2 separate regions of the Mus musculus genome follow, and region 1 is linked to region 2. Evidence: chromatin loops called from intact Hi-C (ENCODE). Cell type or tissue: heart. All regions are shown on one strand. Each heading gives the region's core, and the rest is flanking DNA. Links, peaks and the distances in the headings are about the cores only.

Region 1 (9,595 bases), core at 596-8,595, 110 kb after region 2:
ACAGCTGGATCTCATGGAGGCATTTCCTCAAGGGAGGCTCCTTTCTTTGACATAACTCCAGCTTGTGTCAAGTTGATACACAAAACCAACCAGTATAGAGGCAGAAAGGAAAGATGCCTACCTGGAAATTCTTGAGAAGTATTTGTGCATGTCCTTTGCTTATTTTAGATTTTAGAGGTTGGTGTCAAGGCATTTTATTCAGAGCTTAGGGGAAGAACTGGAGATGTTCTCATAACCTGGTGTCTTTGGCAAGGCAGAGCTTGATGGTGTCCCCTTTGCTAAAGTAGGAATATTATGCTGTTGTGGTGGAGGTTATTAAGAGGTTTAAGATTCTTACATAGTATGAATACTATCTTGTGTCATCTCACCCTAGTTAGAATGACTAGTATTTCAAGAAATCTATAGAAATAATATCAAAGTTTGGTAAGAATGTTTAACTAACCACTTCTACATGGCCATGGCCAATATACCTAAGAGGCCAAATTAAGGAGGAAAGACATGTTTAGCTCACAGTGTCAGGGTGTGGTCCATGGTGGGTTGGCCCTGTGCACTATGTCAAAACCTCCTCCTTGTAAGTAAGAACATGTAAAATGTCAACCTGGATGCACAATGGTCATCACCAAAGACTGAGAAGGGTTAGAATTAGAGTAAGGTTGGATAATGGCTACCAGAAACAGAAGTAGTAACTTGTAGTATTCCTCTACACAGTGGGGAAACCATAGTTCATGGTAATCTGTTTCTTATGTTTTATGTATAAGTAGACAAGAGGAGTCTGAAATCCTCAAACACAAAGCAATGGCAAGGAAGTAGATTACTCTGATTTGGTCAACGCTATTGCACACATGTATTGAAATATCACACTTCCATATTATACTTTAGTCCAAATCTTCTAATGTTTATACTTGTTTCCTACTATTGCATTACACACCCAATTGGCAGACTACACTCCAAAAATTAAATAGCAAAGGTTGGTGAGATGTTGACAATTAAAATAATCATTTGAAATTTTCTGTGTCAGGTTGAGATTCACTTCTATGATGGAACTGGAAATTTTTTTGAATTCTCTGGAAATGTTAAAATAAAATTAATGTTGAAATTCCATGCAAAATTTCTGAACCCACAGGCACGACTCTCAAGGTTACTAACTCACAGTGTGCAGAGGCAGGGATGAATCCAAGGGGCTTTCTCTGGAGGAACTGTGGTTCTGTGGCATCTTTCACTTGGTGTCAGTGTCAAAGAACCCTGGGATCTTCTGTATGTCTGAAATCTTACCGAGAAGTGATATTAGTAACTGAGCAATAACAAGCACGATAGGACGGTGGGGGTTGTATCTGTCACCTTGAGAGGAAAAATTACACCCAAGAAGCTGAAAAACCCTTCCCCTCAGCCACAAGGTCATCATCAATGGCGACTAATGGCAGTTAGTCACAGGGACATGATGTGCTATGATGTGATATGATGGCTTTGATGTATGTGATGACACTGGCCCTTCGTTTTTGTGGTTGTCCCCAAAGCCCACATTTTGGGTAGAGGTGTGAGAAACAGATCAAACAACAGGGAGAAGCCAAAAGAGGGTCAGGAAGTGGGGAGGACACACCCACAGGTGGCAACTCACACCTCTCATTTGTCCTGGACTCCTCACCCTCTTAGGCACAGAGCAGTTGTATTTTGAATCTGTTGACCTGCCCAAAAGAGGAACAAAAGCTAATGAAATTCCAGCTTCTTTGGTTCTTCATTTCCCTTCTGTATTCTATACTTGCACTTCCACCTTACCATTCCCCACAGGAAACCTCAGCCCTCCTCACCATGGGGCCTGACCTCACCTGCTCAGCTTGCTATCTCTAGAACTCTCAAGGTTCAGGTACAAGATCAGCCTCTTTATATAGTGAGCAGCAGCCCCTTCTAGAGACTCAATATTCGAAGGTTTGACTCATCACACCTTCCATACCAAGCAATTCAGAAGGTATCTTGCTTCCTCCGGGTTTATTTGGGAGGTGAGTGGAGCTAAGTTACAAAGGCACCTGGGTACACACAAGTGCCTCCTGGGCAAGCAACAGGCTTAGGAGGCCCTAGGGCCAACCATATTCTAGTGGGAGAGGTTATAAATGACATGAGACTTAGGGATTAAAACCATTTATTTCTTAGCCCATTTTAGGCTTCAATAGCAGATTAACTTAGAATGGATTACTCCTAACAAATAGAAACCTGATCTGTACATGATTCTAAAGGCTGAATTTCTAGGGTCTAGGGGCTGTTGCAAGTCACAGCATTCTGAAATCTTTTCACAGTTGAAAATTGGAGGCCAAAAGTGGGTTGCAAAAAGCAAGAGATTAGTCCATTAATGAGGGTGGAGTACACATGACCTAACAGCTCTCTTCAGGGCCCCAATAGTAATGGATTGGGGATCAACTTTCCAATCAATGCCATCAGGATGGTTATCTAAACCATAGCAACTTTACCACTGAAGATTGCACCATATTCTATGCTGTGATATGAATTTACCAGGCAGGGCTGTGGAACAATGACCCACCTCAGAGAGAGCTTATATTCTATCCAACTGAGGCAACCTGGCCTAGTGTTTCTGAAAGTCTCTGTCAGTCATACCAGTTGACCCAGAGGATGGATAGTAACTTTGTCATCCTCAGATGTCTTATTTTAAATTTGTCTCTTTAGCTCCCCATTTCTCTGAGCAAGTCTACCTGTCTGCCCTGCAGATGAGAGTCTCTAAGTGTGAAGTCATAGCTTACATATTTTCATAAAAAATCTTTAAAATTCTACTGGGCTTTCCAATGTGAAGGGAGTTTCTCTGGTTATGCATAAAAGGGTCTCTGGGCATGCCATGGTGTTTATTAGTAGACATCACCCATGGTAGGCATATACAGAGTTTAAAGGTGAGATATTGACTGTGTCTAGTAGATTAAGTTCAAAGTTTGAGAAAAATGACTGAGGGCCATCAGATTTCTTTTTGTGAGAATTAGAGCAGAGGAACTTTGTCTTCTGTTGATTCAAAGAGAACTGCCTGGGACATTTGGTTGTGAGTATTTTCACTTCCTTTTCTTGGAAAACCAGAAACCAAGTAGGTCCTGTTTGGAATTTTAGGCTAGGTGACCCCATTTTGATTTTAAGTTCAGTATATTGAGGCCTAGTGCAGAAACTTAGTCTAAAGCAATGACCACCTGAAATCCATGCTTCATGGACCCTTCTGATTTGGTGAGCACATCACAATAGCATGAGGCAAGATGCCTAGAAAGTCCAGAGGAACTTTATACCTCTCTCCCAGATCCTTGTCCAGCACATCTCCCCATAATAAAATAGATTCTAAGTATAGAGCATTTCTAAGTTTTCTGGGTCAAACTTTGGTCTGAGAGTAAAATTCCAGCAGCCAGAGAAGGAGCACTGAGAAGAGAGCAGGGAAAAAGGAAAGGAGTTAATTGTGTAGTCAGAGGCAGGATCAGGCAAACAAACAAGGGAAAAAAAAAAAAGCCAGTGCTTCAACTTGAGACAGTGAAAGAAGGCTTAGTGTTAAGAGGGGGGGGGGGGAATCTAAATGTGTTTGCCATGAGCATTTTCCAGGCATCAGTGGATTGTGGGATTCTAGCTGCCTGAGAGAAGATGAGTGTCTCTGAATCTGGCATCTGAATGTCAGGGATCTGGACAGCCCAGAGTCAGGCCTGTTTGTTATACAAGGGTGAGTGTCTGCCCCCTGGAGGGAGCAGGTGAGCTATGCTGCTCAAACAGTAATGTGTGCTGTGGTCTGCAGAAGACAATGAAAGAGCTAGAAGAAACCCTGAGAGGCTGGTACTCCTGTTCTTGTGACTGGTCCCTCAAGTCACTGGACTAATAAGACTTTTCTAGGATTGCCTTGTTAACTACAACCACAATACAGGGTCCAAAATTGCCCACTGTCAAACAGCATCCTCACACCACTGTAGCGAACCCTTGGTTAGTTTGAGGACTTGGGGTTATTATAACAAGTTAAAAATAAGTTCTTAAAAACAAATTTAAAGGGCCTGACTTGTAGCTCAGTGGCAGAGCATGTGTGAGGTCACATGAATTTTCTCTCTTTCCTTTTCTTACACACCAGCCCCGAAGAGTTAAAAGAGTTTAGAGCATTTGACTGGATGCAGGGAATGGCAGCTTCAGTGAATCAAGTTTTTTTTTTCCCTCAGAGGGAAAAAAAATGTCTGCTTAATAATTTCTGTAATCGCTACCTGTCGTAGGCAGCAGTCCCTGTCAGTCACTGTCTGGATAGACTCCCATCAGCCCCTCTTAGTGCTGATTCCCATCAGCACTGACCCCAATCACCTACTTCACACCTCACTGCCTGCCTAAGTTTACACTGTGGTGTCAAAGATGATCTTTGACAGCCAGGGAGATGGTTCAATGGGTAAAGGTGCCTTTCACCAACACTGACAACCTGTGTTCAGTTGCCTGGACCCACATGGTGGAAGGAAAGAACCTACTTTAGCAAGGGTGTTCTCTGATGTCCCGAGGTTCACTGTATGTGATGAACACGCTGGGTGTGCCCATATGCTTGCACACCCACCCGAAATTGGATAATGTGTTATAAAATAAAAAAGTTTTACCTAGAGGGTACAATTGTGGAAAAAATTTGCCTTTATTATCACTTTTCATGAGGTTTGTGTGTGATGTGAAATAAACTAGGCTCTGAAGGACAAACTTTAGAGACACATGGAATCAGCTGAAGACACCTAAGACCACATTCTCAGCACAAAGGAAATTTATTAGCCCCAGAAGAACACAGGCCAGGGAATAAAAGACAAAGACAGGAGCCAGAGAACTAGGAAGAATGGGAAAGGAACAAGGAGAAAGGGGACAAAGGACTGCCTCTGGATAGAGAGGAGACAGACAGGGCCCACAGCAGATGATGGCTTACAAAGGTCAAGGGGGGAAACCCCATGGTAGGGTGATCTGTTTAATCATAATTGAGCATGTTAATTAGGTTAATCATAAGAAGCTTTTTATTGATGGACTTCAATACTTTGATAGCTGGATCTTGGTAGTCAGCCCCAGGAGGAGCAAGTGGCTAAATAACGGAATAGACCTTGGTGGCTAGCTTTCAGAAAGCAATCTAAGACTTTCAGCAAGGAGAGGGAATGGGGGCAAGGTGAAAGGCCTGAGCCATGTTTGCCATTCTCAGGACTACTAAAGCCCCTTCACAGATTCTTCAATAGGGAACCCAGATTATTTTAAAGACATAAAAGTGTGACTTTTGGGAAGAATGATCTACGTTCTCATGGAATGGGGACAAGAGATAATAAAGCAGGGGCCGATCTGAATTAAGTAGGACGATGTATATGTGTGGAAATGTAATAAATACAGTATTTTACATTATATAGGCTAAGTTTAAAATTTAAAATAAAGGAAGTTGGAGGGTAGCCTGTTCTACTGAGAGATTTCTAGCACAGTCTCAAAGACCCTGTCTCAAATCCCCCCAAAAGATTAAAAAACAATCACATTTCAATATTTAGTAAAATGTGATTGTGAGATTTATAATTCCACATCAATTTAAAATGTCACTAGTCACCCTAAGACAGTTTTTAAACTGAGTGGGAACAGGACAAACTCATTCAAAATGCTTTTAAAGTGTAAATCAAAGGCTCTCATGGTATCTGTGAGAATCCAGAGCACTGCATAGGCAGGAAGTGTGAAGATCGAGACAAGAATACATCACTTCTGCTCTCAAGGGTGGGGCAGCAGCAATAATTGAGTACCGGAGTCTCCCTCTTCATGCCTTCAGTTGCTCATGGTAATCTGTGCTCCTAAAATACACAATGGAAATGTCCAGTAATCCCACAGATAATACACTCATACAGACTGTGGCAGAATGCACAGGTCCTGCCCAGCTCCAAGCCACACAGGCTCCTAGCACTGAGAAGGGGAAGTCTCCTCCCATCCTTCACCAAGGAGCTGTCTCCAATTGACAACTACTTGCAAAAGAGAGATAATTTTTCTCCCGTGGAATCTCACTTGGCACATTGATCACACTTAATGCCACTTACTGGTAGGCTCCATGCCCAGCAGTAGATGGCCAACACAAAATGAGCTCGGTGGTATTTTTGTAAACTTTTTTTTTTTTTTTGTCTCATGTGGCTTTATTTGTGCTTTTGTTTCTCATTGACCTTTCACTTTTATATTATGGTTTCCAATTTTATGATTCTCTCCCTTCCTCCTTCTCTGACTCTGACTCTGACTCTGACTCTGACTCTGACTCTGACTCCTGACTCTGTCTCTGTCTCTGTCTCTGTCTCTGTCTCTGTCTCTGACTTTGTCTGTCTGTCTCTCTCTCCTAACAAAATTGAAACCAACTAGAATTTTTTAAAGTACAAGGAGCACACACACACACACACACACACACAGAGAGAGAGAGAGAGAGAGAGAGAGAGAAAGAGAGAGAGAGATGGTGTTGGGTGGGTGGGGGGGGGTGAGTGAGAGAGGATCTAGTCATATTTGAGGGAGGGGAGACCCAGATCAGATATATTTTATTGGAAAACTAATCTACGCCATGTAAACCAAGTCAGTAAGCGACACTCCTGCATGGCCTCTGATTCAGTCCCTGCCTTGAGCTCCTGCCCCTACTTCCCCAAGTGGGGACCCGTGGCCTGAGTAGGAACTGAAATCAACCTGCTCTTTCCTCTCCAAGTTGCTTTCGTCATGGCATGTGGTTTTATCACAGCAGTAGAAACTCTGACTAAGACAGAGGGAGTGGATGGGCTGCCGCTCTCATCTCTTCTGCTTCATGAGGGCGAGCCTCATCTCCCAGAAACCTCAGCAAGCGGGCACCATCTTGGAAGCAGAGAGAAGCCTTCATTAACACAGAACTTCCCACAAGCTTTCGGTCTCAAAAAGTGAAACAATTTTGTAAGTAAACTTCTCAGTTTCACTATCGAGTTATAACACCACAAAGTAAGATATTAGCATCATGTTTTCACTGTGACTACACAACCACCCCAGCCGTGACAGTGGCTTCCACTGTGAGTGATGACAGAGACTGGAAGAGTTTGAGATTTCTATTGGGTCTTTAAGGATGACAGTGGTGATAGATCATAATAGGGAACTGTAGTGAGGGCCTCACCATGCTGAGAGAGTTCTTACTTGGCTTAGATTTGCATGTTGGCAGAAACATGGGTTGTAAAGGCACCTCCAAGTGTATCTAAGATGGAAATGAGGAACAAGGTGTGAGAAATCCAAGGAAAGACTGGCCTCTCAGAAAGTGACAGTGACCTTGGCAGAATTATGCCTGATGATTTTATGTGAAAGTAAAAAAAAATAATAATCAAAATAATCAAAATCTCTAAGCAAACTGTTGAGAATACACAATTGCTTAATGTTCAATAAAAGAAGGCAAAAAGATAAAAGACAACTTATAATGGAAAGAGAAGCCAGGTACGGAGGTACACACAAGACTGTTATCCCAGCCAAATGGGGTCTGACACAGGAAGATGGCCAGTTAGAAGCCATTTTGAACAATTTAATGCTTTCCTCAAGATATATACAGTGAAAGGTTGTCTGTGCTTAATCCTTAGTTTTTCTCTCTCTCTCCTTGCTTAGTTTTGCTCTCCTCCCCTTCTCTTTCTCTCTCTCTCTCTCTCTCTCTTTCTCCTACACCCCCCCCCCCAATACACACACAGAGGACAAGAGAAGGGTGTGTGTGGGAGGGAGAGAAACATACAGATACAGATATAGCAGAGGCAGAGCAGGGAGAAGAGAAGAGAGGGCGAAGTGAGGCAGGGAGTGCTAGTGAAATTCTCTACCATGTTAAAGAAAGAAAGTACATGCTCAGGAAAAGACTACGAAGGCTTTGCCAAAACTAGCCTTTGATCAAGAGATTCATGTGGCAAGAAGCCAGATGCTATTCATTACTGCAAGCCAGAGCAAGTCAAAGTCATCAAGGGATTATCCCAATTGCCATGCCTACCACACACCAGAATGCCTCAGACAAAAGAGTTTCAAGGAAGGGACCCAGTGTGCTGTGGGGACTCGGGATACCACAGCTGCCACATTCCAATGTGGCACTCCTTGTTTCTGCTGTCCTTCTTGAAGTCCTTGAAGTTGTTTCAAGATGTCTCAGGTCAGCTGATTGTGAGGGGGGATCTGTGTGGCACATTCTCCTGGATTTCAAGTGGACCTACCACAGAATGATCACTAATGGAGCCAGGGATTGTCATTGTGAAGTTTCCACCAGGAAGGTGTTTCACAGAAATAAAGGCAAGAAAACTGAGCCAGGGAGGGGCAGTGTGTGTGTGTGTGTGTGTGTGTGTGTGATTATTAAATATAGCTACAACCTAGGAAAGTCACAAACACTGGACTCAGTTTGTAAGAGCTGCTGCGTTTATGCACCTGGGGATGAGGTCCATCAAAGCCATGGACAATCAACTACCTTGCCCTTCCTGAGTGTGTGTCCAAGATGTGGACTAGGGAGGTGTGATGTGGGTATTCTCAAGCCTCAAGCCGTCACAGTGCTTGTAATATTGAGATTTGGAAGTTTGTAGGGCCCACCACTTTTTCCTTGCCTGTCGCTGAATTTTACAAAGAAAATTCTGTCTTAAACTGGACCTGTTTTATTTTGGAAGAAACTAGATTGTTTGGTTTCACAGGTACTCTAAGAATAATATTTTGAAATTTATATCTGATTTTGGTAATACTAGAAAGAAAGTTGAGTGGCATGGGATGAATATATACTGTATGTGAAAAGAAATATGTCCATTTATATTATTATAATAAAACACTGTGGCTGGATAACTATGAATTCTTCACGGTCATGGCTGGGCATCTGAAATAGCCTTCCTAGGAAGTGTAAGGCATCACAGAAGAAAACAAAACCAAACAACCAATCAACCAAACAGAAAAACTGGGAGAGCATGTGCATCTCTTCTGGTTTCTCTCTGTCTTAAAAAATGTAAGCAGATAAGAAGCCACCAAAAAGCTATGCCCCTTGGAGCCAGATTTTGTGCCTCTGCTGAGTTCCCACCAGGACAGTATTTCGCAGAGCTGAAGGCAGGGATTTCTCCCAGATTTCAGAGGGGTGGGGTGGGGTCGGGACTTGGAGGACAACGATGACGACTACAACTACTACAGGACAGACAAATGAGTGCCACCTAGTGGTAATGAGGATGATATTCTCTTATTCAGTCAGGGCTCCCCACCCTGAGAATCTTGTGTAATCTTAATCACTTTTCAAAGCCCCCACCTCCCAAGCACCACACACGAAGTTTCTATCTTCTGATACTTCACAGCGGGCATTATATCCAACACGGGAGTGCTCAGGAGACAAGCTCAAACCATATCCTGACTATAGCAGACATGAGTTCAAGGAGAGCAGGGCTGGTGGGCGGGATACTGCATTTTGAATGTGTTGTTTGTAAATTTCATATTGGAAGTTAATCCTCTAACAGTATTAAAATAGACATTGTGAGTTTGATTGGGACCTTATAAAAGGTGTAGTTAGACCTTATTTGATTCCACTTTCCATCTTTGAGGACACCATAACAAGTTTTTGTTTTGTTTTGTTTTTAAATTTGTGTGTGTACACAGCCATGAGTGTGCTTGCTGTGGCACTTGCACAGAGGTCAGA
Region 2 (9,595 bases), core at 846-8,845:
GCACATCATAGCATCAGTAATAGTGTCAGGCATTGGTGCCCTCACATGAGATAGATCCCAAGTTGGGTGAGTCATTGGACCTTCTTTCCTCCAGTCTCCTCTCCATTTTTGTCCCTGCAGTTCTTTTAGACAGGAAGAGTTCTGAGTCAGAAATTTTGACTGTGAGTTAGTAACCCTGTCTCATCTCCTAAGTCTCTGGTACTTTCCAGAGGGTCCCCTCGCTTCCCATCCCCATACTGCTTATCTCTGTTCATTCTCTCGGCCCTGTGGGCTTCTCTCCTGTCTCTCCCATACCTGAACTTGTTCCCCTTTCTTCCTTCCCCTCCCTGCTCCAACCCAGGTCCCTTCCTCCCTCTGCCGCCTGTATTTCCTTTCCACTTCTAAGTGGAATTAAAACATCCTCATTGGGCCTTTCTGCTTGTTACACTTCTTATAGTCTGTGGATCGTATGCTAGGTCTACTGTACTTTTTGGCTAATAAGCACTAATCTGTGTGTACAGATCATGCATGTCCTTTTGTGTCTGGGTTACCTCACTCAGGATGTCATTTTCTAGTCTATCCAGTTTGCCTGCAAAATTCATAGAATAACTCACATTTTAGTTTCACAGTTTCTGAGTAAACAACAATAGCCCAACAAAGGAAATCACTTTTGTTTTGAATAATGGGTGAAAACATAAACAAAGAACATATAATAGCAGTATAATGTCAGAACTGTGCCCTACACACTGTGATGGCTGAGGAATCCCCACAGTACCAGGCAGACTCTTAGTAGCCATGGACTTCTAACCTAACCTCCTGAAAGATGGGCTCTCAAGAATTATGACCTGCTACAAGATAATTAGCCTTTCTCTGTTGGTTTGTTTGTTCTTTGAAAAAATAAACCTGTTTGTTGCTGTGTAACAGGGAGTGAGACAGCTGCTTTATCACGGTGTTTAGGGGAGAGAGGCAGCAGCTGAGGGGAGTGAAGCAGTTTCTTATGTAGCTGTCAATTCTACAGAAGAGAGGTAGTCGTGGTTTCCACCTTTAAAATCTTCCCCCAGCCCCTTCTGGGAGGCACACGTCTGATTTAGCTTTAATGCTCTCACCCTGATAGCAGTATTAATAAATTCATCTAATTATGATTTGGATTGAGTCTGTGGTCTTTTCATGATGGTGTTAACTCCATAATTCATAAAGAACGGTTCAATCTAAACCAAATATACTTAAAATGTACCAGCTATCACTCAGTGGCTGCTGGAAGTCTGGTCTATCTGCCCTTGCTCAATCTCCTGCCTCACCTTACACTTGAGAAAGACAAGAAGAAAAAAAAAAAGCCAGAGGACAAGCAAGATTATTTAAGAAGCAAGCACTGGACCCAACCAAAGACAGCAAGAATAAAAGATTCCAGTAAAGAGAAGTAAAATTGAAGTTATAGTCACACTAACAAAATTTGAATTTGTTGGCTCTGAGAGTGAGGGCTTTGCCATTCAGATGAATCAGGTTTAAATCTTGGCTGGTGTATATATAAGATAGAATGTGTGTGTATGGAGATGTATGTGTGTGTGCGCTATGTGAATGTGTACATGTGTATGAATGTGTGTGTGTGTATGTGTTGATACATGTCGGGATGACCTTCTTCCACATTGTATGAAGGTGTGTTTCTGTAGTTTCAGTTGTTAGTTGCAGGTAAGGCAGAGTTAACTGCTGGAAGTATTGTATTCTCTATGACTCATGACCTATAGGTAAATGCGTTTCCTTCCTCACCTGCCTAAAAGATGATTCTCTGAGAATCCCTTTCCCCTAACTGGACAGCCTTGTCTAGCCTTAATAAAGGGAAGTGCCCAGTCCTGCAACATGGTATGCTAAAGCAAAATGATATCTAAGGGAGGTAACGTGGAGCGTTGCATGAGGGGAGAAGAGGTGAGAGGGAGGGACTGGGAGGAGGGGAGGGAGGAGAAGCTGAGACCTGGAAGTAAAGTAAATAAACTAATTAATTACCGAAAGAAACGATGATCGTGTTAAAAAGCAAGCTTTGATGCTGAAGGTCACACAGTACTCAATGCCAAAGAGCAACCCAAGAAGATATATCTGGTGTTGTCCTGCTGCTGATTGGTTCAGACTGGAATGTGACTTTTAGAAGAATAAAGAGCTGGCAGCAGAGCTTAGGCAGAAGAACTGGTTGATAATTCCTGCAGCTGGAGAGAAGGCAGACACAGAGAGACACAGATAGACAGAAGGAAGACAAGGGAGACAGGAGAGAGCTGGGAAGTGAGAGTCACACAAAGAGACACAGTTGGCAGAGAAGTTCCTTTACTTTAGAGGCTAGCTCTGAGTCTGCCTTGGCAAAAGAGCAATGGCCTTAAGCTATATAGATGTCACTGTGTCCTAATTAAACCTCAAGCTGAATCCACTAATGGACCACAATAGATATGCATGTGTGTGCTGTATGTGAATGTATATGTGTGTGAATGATTGTATATGTGCGAAAGCACATTGTCTACAGTGTGTTGATTATAATTTCCTTGAAATTCTTCACACACTTTTCTCCCTCTTACTTAATTCCCTCACAGAGGCAGTCAACGGGATTGTGTAGTCAAGCTTTGTCAGTGTACCCTACTCCATATGTGAAACAGGGACTTCAAGTGGGTCTTTCCTTTACAAAACAGCAGTTGGGTCCATGTTAGATGAAAATACTAAAGTCAAATGCCTGTGTCATGTCTGTGCACATACATACCACATTGTTATCTGACCTTACTCTGGCCACCCCTACCTCTCTGGTCCATCATGTTGCAGGCCTGTAACCCCTGCACTTGGAAGATAGAGGCAGGTAGATCAGAGGCGCAAGGTCATAATCAGCTACAAAGCACATTTTAAATTCATCTAGCAATACTTGAGACTATCCTGAGCTCTATAAGTCTGTCTCAACTCATACACAGACAAAGACACGCCCCCTCACACACACACACATGGTGGTGGTGGTGGGGAGAGACAGAGAAAACAGAGAGGGAGATAGGTCTTAAAACCAAAAAACAAACAAACAAAAAAAAAAACAAAAAAAAAAACAAAAAACAAAAAAAACTAACCAACCAACCAACCAAAACATTCTGGGAAATAGACAAGAAAAGATATTCTCTTCTTAACTTTCTAAGAGATTGTAATATGGAAACCATTACTAACAATCATCAGGATCAACAATGGGGTAGTGTAATGGGAGACAGAGATTGAGGCTCAGTTCTTGGCACAGTATGAACATCATGTAATCTACAGCCAAAGAGCAGGCAGGTGATGGTAGGTTAAAAAAAAATACTAGGAGCAAACACTGCAAGTGACTGGCATTCTCACCCCTGCTGAAGACAAGCCAGGGTGATCAGATGCTGTCTGGGTGACATGGTTGCTGGTGGTCAGATATCAAGACTGATCAGGTATAGAAGAGGAAGAGTTTGGGTTGGCTAGCAGAAGAATTCTTGTAAAAGCCGGATTTTACATGTGTGCATGAGGGCTCGTGACTATCAACAGTGGAGGCAGAAAGTCAGAGTTTGAGGCCTGTATAGGCTATATAGTGAGACTTTATTTCAAAACAAGACAACAAAAATATGGATTTTTCTCAGGACGTACATACATAAGTTTGGCAAAAGACCCAGAAGACTGGCTGGAATTGGACTCTGCAGAGAATCGCCATCAGGTACCGTCCTTATGAGGATGGATTCCACAACTAACCAAACGTTCCGTGTATTTATCCTTTTAAGAATCTGGATTCACTCCAGGGTATTTTTCCATCTCAGGACTCATTTAATTGGAATGCACACACTGATACCCCAGCTGGATGACTCTGTGTGAATTAACATGGACGGGAGCTTAGCTGTATGCTAGTTATGACAACCCTTGAAATGGTTTAAAGTCAAAACATCTATCAAGATACACACAAAGGAATTCAGAGAAGCCAGAAAAGGAGATAAGAGAGAATTCTGTGCAATCTTTTTAGAGAGGTCACCCAAACATTTTAAAGTAACGACTTGTAGATCTGTGGTAGAGAACCGAAATAATGCTCCCTGTTGATGATAAACCGGAAGTTAGTTATACAGAAGAACCCTAATGTGCACAGGTACAGAGGCTATGTGCCCTGTAGTTTGAAAAAGGGTGGGCCAGAAGGATAAGCCAGAGCAATAAAGCTGCACTGGAAAGAATGCAGAGGCTAAATGAAGCATTCCTTTGTGTTTCTGTATGTCAAGAGTCACATCTCACAGCTGGTGTGGTGGCCTGGTCTGTTATGACACCTAGAAAGGCCAGTGTGGTGCTGAACATTCTATAAGGTGCTACAGCTTAGACACAGCCGAGACACACCTAACTCAAATGTCAGAAAGGTCAATGTTGGGGATCCTTGTCCTGGTGTGAGAGTGAAGAAGGCAGAAAAGAATCTGAGGTCTCCAGAGCTGACCAGTCTCTTAAACCTGGCCAGCATTCTCTCCACCGGGTCTTTTTGCTCGATAGGAGAGATGTGAGATGTTAGAGTTTTTCTGCCATTTATATAAAATGTCAGTACCTGAGGGCTGGGACAGTAGTGGAGTCTTGGACACAGTAATTACAAGGGAGGCTTCTGTGGTTTTCTGTGCATACTCGGCAAAAACTTGGACCCTGGTTATAACCCTGAAAGGAACTCCCAACATTTCTGTTTAATGCTGTCTCATTTATTCCCATTGAGAGTTAGCACATTTTAGTCATTGAGGCCATAACACTCATGTAGTGTGGAACACACCCTCCCACAGAGGGAGGAAGACAGGGAGAGAGGAGGAGGGGGAAAGAAGAGAAGAGGAAGAGGGGGGGGGGGGCGGGCGTTGCATGCCCCCTAGTGGACACCCTTCTAATTGCTTCATCCAAGCGGTTTGGTTAAATCCCTTGGTTTTCTGAAGTAGGTAGTCATAGCAAACAAACAGTGCTAGCGAGGATTCCTGATTTAACTAGACCAGTCTGCAGCTAGCTGCTGAACCCGACTGCAGGCAATGGTCAAAGTGCAGCGATCCTGCTTTTCCGTTTCTTTTCCTTTTCACCCGGACAGCCCACAGCCCCTCTGACACCTCCCCTGGGACTTCCTGACTCTGGGACCTCCCCACGCTGCGCCCTGCAGCTATTTGAGGCCAGAGCACAGGCTCTTCCTTCTCTAGATTCTGCTTGCTGACAGCCTGAACCTGGGGTTCCAGGTAAGCTCTGCTACGAGCTGGCTGAAGATGGTGGGGTAGGGTGCTGGGGTTGTGGGACCTGGATGGGAGGAGCTAACTTGGCGCATGGAATGGGCATGACATAAGAATCCTGCAGGGATTGGTACGAAGAGGTATCAAAACCAAGAGGGACCTAGTCTGTCCAGGGCGGCAGGCTTTGCCACCCTTGTGGCCTCTTATTGGCTGAGTGAGCCTGCGTCTTAGAGACGGGGTTGGGCTGTTCTCAGGGGGTTGCCCATACCCTTAGTGCCTTTAAGCTTGGATCAATACCCCAGGATTTGTCCAGTTTTGTCCTTTGTTTGTTTTTGTTGTTCTCTTGTTTGTTATTGTTTTATCACACTCGTGGCAATGGTGGTGGAATCCTGCAAGATTTGATGTCTGTGGGACATAGGCGAAGTTTTGATAAAGTTTGTGTGTCAGATGAAAGCTCAGGTTTTCCTCCCTTCCTTTGTTTTGTTGGTGGACCCTGAGCCTGTTCTTCTGCTTGCTCAGCCCCAGAGCCCCAGGCTTACTGTTCCTCCTTCTTACCTTGAATCCATTTTGAGAATCGGAAGTATGGAAATCTAGCATTCATGTGCTGTCAGGAAGCTAGATGAGGTTTGGCTCTTTTACACCGTTTTTAGGGTATGTGGGAAACAGCTGCTTGTGAGAGCATTGTACCTGAGGCTGCCCACTTCCTCGTGTGGTTTGTGTGTGGAGGGTCCGACTATCAAATAACATTTGTGTTAAGGTCCTGTGAGCCGTGCTGGGGCCCAGTAATGTGAATGTGGTTACAGGAAATGACTGCTGTTTGTGTTTGAGAACTACCCTGAGTATCTGTACCCACTATGGCTTCTGTTGTCACACAGAGAGGGTGTATGGTTCACACTTTGTTCCCTAAAGCATGTTCGCTTGGATCCCTGTGTCTTCTTCCATGGATTTCACACTTAGTCAACCAGACTCAGCAGATATAAACCAACAGCAGATAAAAACTACTTTGGAGAAGCTAGGTGTTCTGTAGGTAAGCCAGCATCCAAGAGACAGAGTCAGGAAGATAAGAGTGGGAGGTCAACCTGGATGACACAACGATGAGACTCCAATTCAAACGTGGCTAAACTGTTTTTCCTTTTCTGCTCTAAATAGTATGGTATAAAGGGTGGTTTATTTGGCATTTACATTGTATAGTGTAATGTAGGTTATTTATAGATGATTTGAAAAATACAGGGAGATGTAGATTGGTTATATCAAATATTATAGTATTTTATTTTTTAATTTAACTGTTTTGCATATCATGTGTGTTTCCTTGAGTGGGTATGTGTATGTACATATGTGTGTATATACGTGTGTGGTGCCTGGCATCTTTTTTTATTATGCTTTCTCCACCTTATATTTTCAGGCAGGGTCTCTCAGTGAACCCAGAGCTGGCCATTTTGGCCACCCTGGCTAGTTAGCTTGGCGTGAGAAAGTTGCTGGAGGAAGTTTCTGTGTTAGTATGGGAAGAGGAGCTCAGAAGGGGGCCACAGGTGCTGCCTTAGAGAAACAAGTCCCTCAGAGTCAGGGGTGAGTTCAGGACAAGAGAAGGAGTATAGATCTAGGGTCAAATGTCAATCAGACTTCTCAATGGCAAAGGCGATGGCTGAAAGCAGTTAAGCAAAGATTCAGATGTAAAAATCACACCCAGACTACTATAGACCCTGGTAACCTCTCAGTGGAATGTAAGGATAATGATCATATCAGAAAAACAATAAATCAAAATAACTGATTGGACAGCTTGAGCCACCAGAATGAGGGCATGAGCAGGAAGCAGGAAGCTCCTTGGTCCCAGAACAGATAATATTGGCAAAGGGACAGAGCTGTGCAGCACTTACAGAGGAAGCATCCAAAATGGAGTCCTGTGAACAATGTAGTCCATGAACACACTTGCACAATGAAACCTAAGAGCAATGAGCTGAGCCCAGGTGAATGACTGACTGACTGCAAGTGCAAGTATGTCTCAGAAGAGTCAAGTGCAAAGGAACTTTTAGGTGACCTTTACTGCATGGTTCACTTGGGCTGTGACAGGGAGTGTGTCTTTCAGCTTGCTGCTGGTGTGCCTAATAACCGCAGCTGGGTTTTCAGTTCCTAGACTCAGCTGTACTCACAATGGCTCTATTAACAGAAATCGGGAGAAGAGCAATATTATATCCTTGGACTAGTTATGTTGAACAGAGGATGTAAGGTGCTTTTATTGCCACAAAGCCAGGATGTTTGACTCTAACAGCTCAGAGCAAAGTATATAGTTTAAGGAGGTCCCTACTACCCAAGAAGAATAGTCCTGAGCATAAAGAACAAAAATGCCAGTTATCTGAAGTAGTCAATTTGCTCAAGAGTTTGGGACCTGGACCTACATCTTCAGCATCCTCGACAGTCGGAGCACAGCTAACAGCCAGTTTGTACTCTGAGTCTCTTCACATGCCCTAGAGCTGGGTTCTTGTCCCTTGCTGGTAGATACTTTCTTTCCTCATTTCTTTCTCTACTTCATACACTGCTCAGCGGACTCATTGGAGCATTTCAGAATGGAAGGCTGTTTGGTGGGGAGATAGGATTTTGGCTACTATTTGTGAGTGATGTCAGAGCAGACAGGCCCTGCTCTTATAGTCTCATGCTTCCAGTCTCTGAAGATGCATTTGCTGATTTCTGGAGAGTTTGTTCCTGCCCTGTGTCCTCTCTCCTGACTCCTTGTGGCTCTTCAAGTAATTAAAGATACCTTGCACATTAAAAAGACATAGCCTGACCCTGAATTAGCCTGTCTGTTCCCAACAGGGCTTATCGTTTAATGAGTGTGACTTTTACCTTCCATGCTGTGCGTGTCCCTTTGTGTACTGAGCCACAGCATCCCAGTGTCAGTGGCAGCAAAGATGCAGGTTGCATATTAATTACCCCATAATAATGTGAGGTTGATTTTAATCCCTCATTCCAGGCTTACCATCATGGATCCACTGCTGGAAGCAAATGCCACTTTTGCCTTAAACCTTTTGAAAACACTGGGTGAAGACAGCTCCAGAAATGTACTTTTCTCACCTATAAGCGTCTCCTCAGCCCTGGCCATGGTCTTCATGGGGGCAAAAGGAACTACTGCAAGCCAGATGGCTCAGGTAACCAGTTCCATTTCACAGAATCTAAGTATCATTGATGTCAGTCGAGCTGGTTCAGATCTCAATGTGGCTGCTCTTGATAATCAACTGGTGGTGACATAGGGGTGTGGTGTATACGATAGGAAGGATGTGCTAGCCCTGCTGGGATCCTGGCATGAGTATTTTGACCAGTTCCTGCTGGAGGGGTGGAGGTTTTCTATTCAGGCTCCATTTCACCGTAATTTGTGGCACAATCAGCCTTGACCATGGCAGGTAGAATTGGGGAGGGAATACCAGGGATGAAAGAGACCTTGGGGCATGTGAGTGTGATGAAAAGTCTCACAGGAGAAGCAAGCTCCTTTAGTCGGGGTAACAAAGGCTACTTAAATATTTGGAAGGTGAGTAGGGGCTTTTGGGGAGAGTGTACATCATTGCCTAGGGCCAGGGTGTTAGGGATGTCTCATTTGGATAACGAATTCCAGGTGCTGCAGGACATGACCTTTCAAGGGGAGAGAAAGTTTAGCCTGGCTACTGGCTAACTAACCTCCTGGGGTGGAGGCAAGGTTGGTGTGGCACTGGTCTATGTGTGCTGGGATATGCAGGCACAGAGGAGGGCAGGGGGAATGGTTTCCCTCCTGCAATCTCAGGATGAAATTTCTGGGGTTTGGAAACACCTTGACCTCACTTTTACTCTGAGCCAGCTCTCCCTGCTCCCAGGACTCCCCAGATCCACAGAAGTTGGGGTGTTAATGGGAAGGTTGCAGGTCACTTGGAGCAGGAACACCAAAAATTTTGCACCAAGTCTACCCGTGACTTCACTCTCTGTTCTCTGGCTCTTCTCGAGACTTAGTTTTTCAACAAGCCAAGTATAAATGGGCTGTTCCCAGAAGTTTCTAATCACATTTGGGTCAGGTTTGGCTGGGAGATTTGAGTCAGAACCAGCTGAGGCTCTTCTTGGGAGCAGTGCTTCAGGTATATTTGACATTTTTGGTTTTTGTTGGCTACTCCCTCTGTCCCCACAGTGTGTTTCTTGTTTGCTGTGACCAAATGTCCTTTCTGATAAGGACACTTGTCAGACTGGATTAGAGTTCATCCTCATGACCTCATTTTTTCTTTACTCTTTCCTTACAGGCCAATGGTCACACTTATTTAGACAGATACCAAAGGTCACAGGGGCAATGTCTCATATTTCTTTTCACCACAAACAACTATTTCTGCCAATATTTACCACACCACAAACCCTGTTCTCCAGGTTCCAGTTGTTATTACTTCATTTTTCCCTGTCCTTTACAGCCATTGATTCCAAAGCCA

What was found. A loop is a pair of places that touch in the nucleus more often than their neighbours do. Peaks named below come from ENCODE experiments on the same cell type or tissue, not always from the same donor. Only the 100,000 strongest peaks of a DNase experiment are listed, where the experiment ranks them.
Region 1: it touches region 2 in a loop (5-fold over the local background); 9 of 42 quality-filtered maps call a loop at or near these places.

Annotation. Positions count from the first base shown.
Region 1 is chr13:33,070,531-33,080,125 of GRCm38, forward strand. It overlaps a transcript of Serpinb1b not described here. Among named protein-coding and RNA genes, the nearest start is that of Serpinb1b, 8.8 kb to the right of the region's middle. In heart, for the core only: CTCF peaks have their summits at 3,710 (motif pointing left) and 3,911; a DNase peak (open chromatin) is centred at 6,641; H3K27ac peaks cover 222 bases.
Region 2 is chr13:32,960,370-32,969,964 of GRCm38, forward strand. It overlaps Serpinb6b (serine (or cysteine) peptidase inhibitor, clade B, member 6b), which reads left to right and starts at 4,892. Exons shown (of 7, transcript NM_011454.2): 1 at 4,892-5,174; 2 at 8,131-8,305. The coding sequence starts at 8,141. In heart, for the core only: a CTCF peak has its summit at 4,860 (motif pointing left); a DNase peak (open chromatin) is centred at 5,202; H3K4me3 peaks cover 1,189 bases; H3K27ac peaks cover 4,968 bases.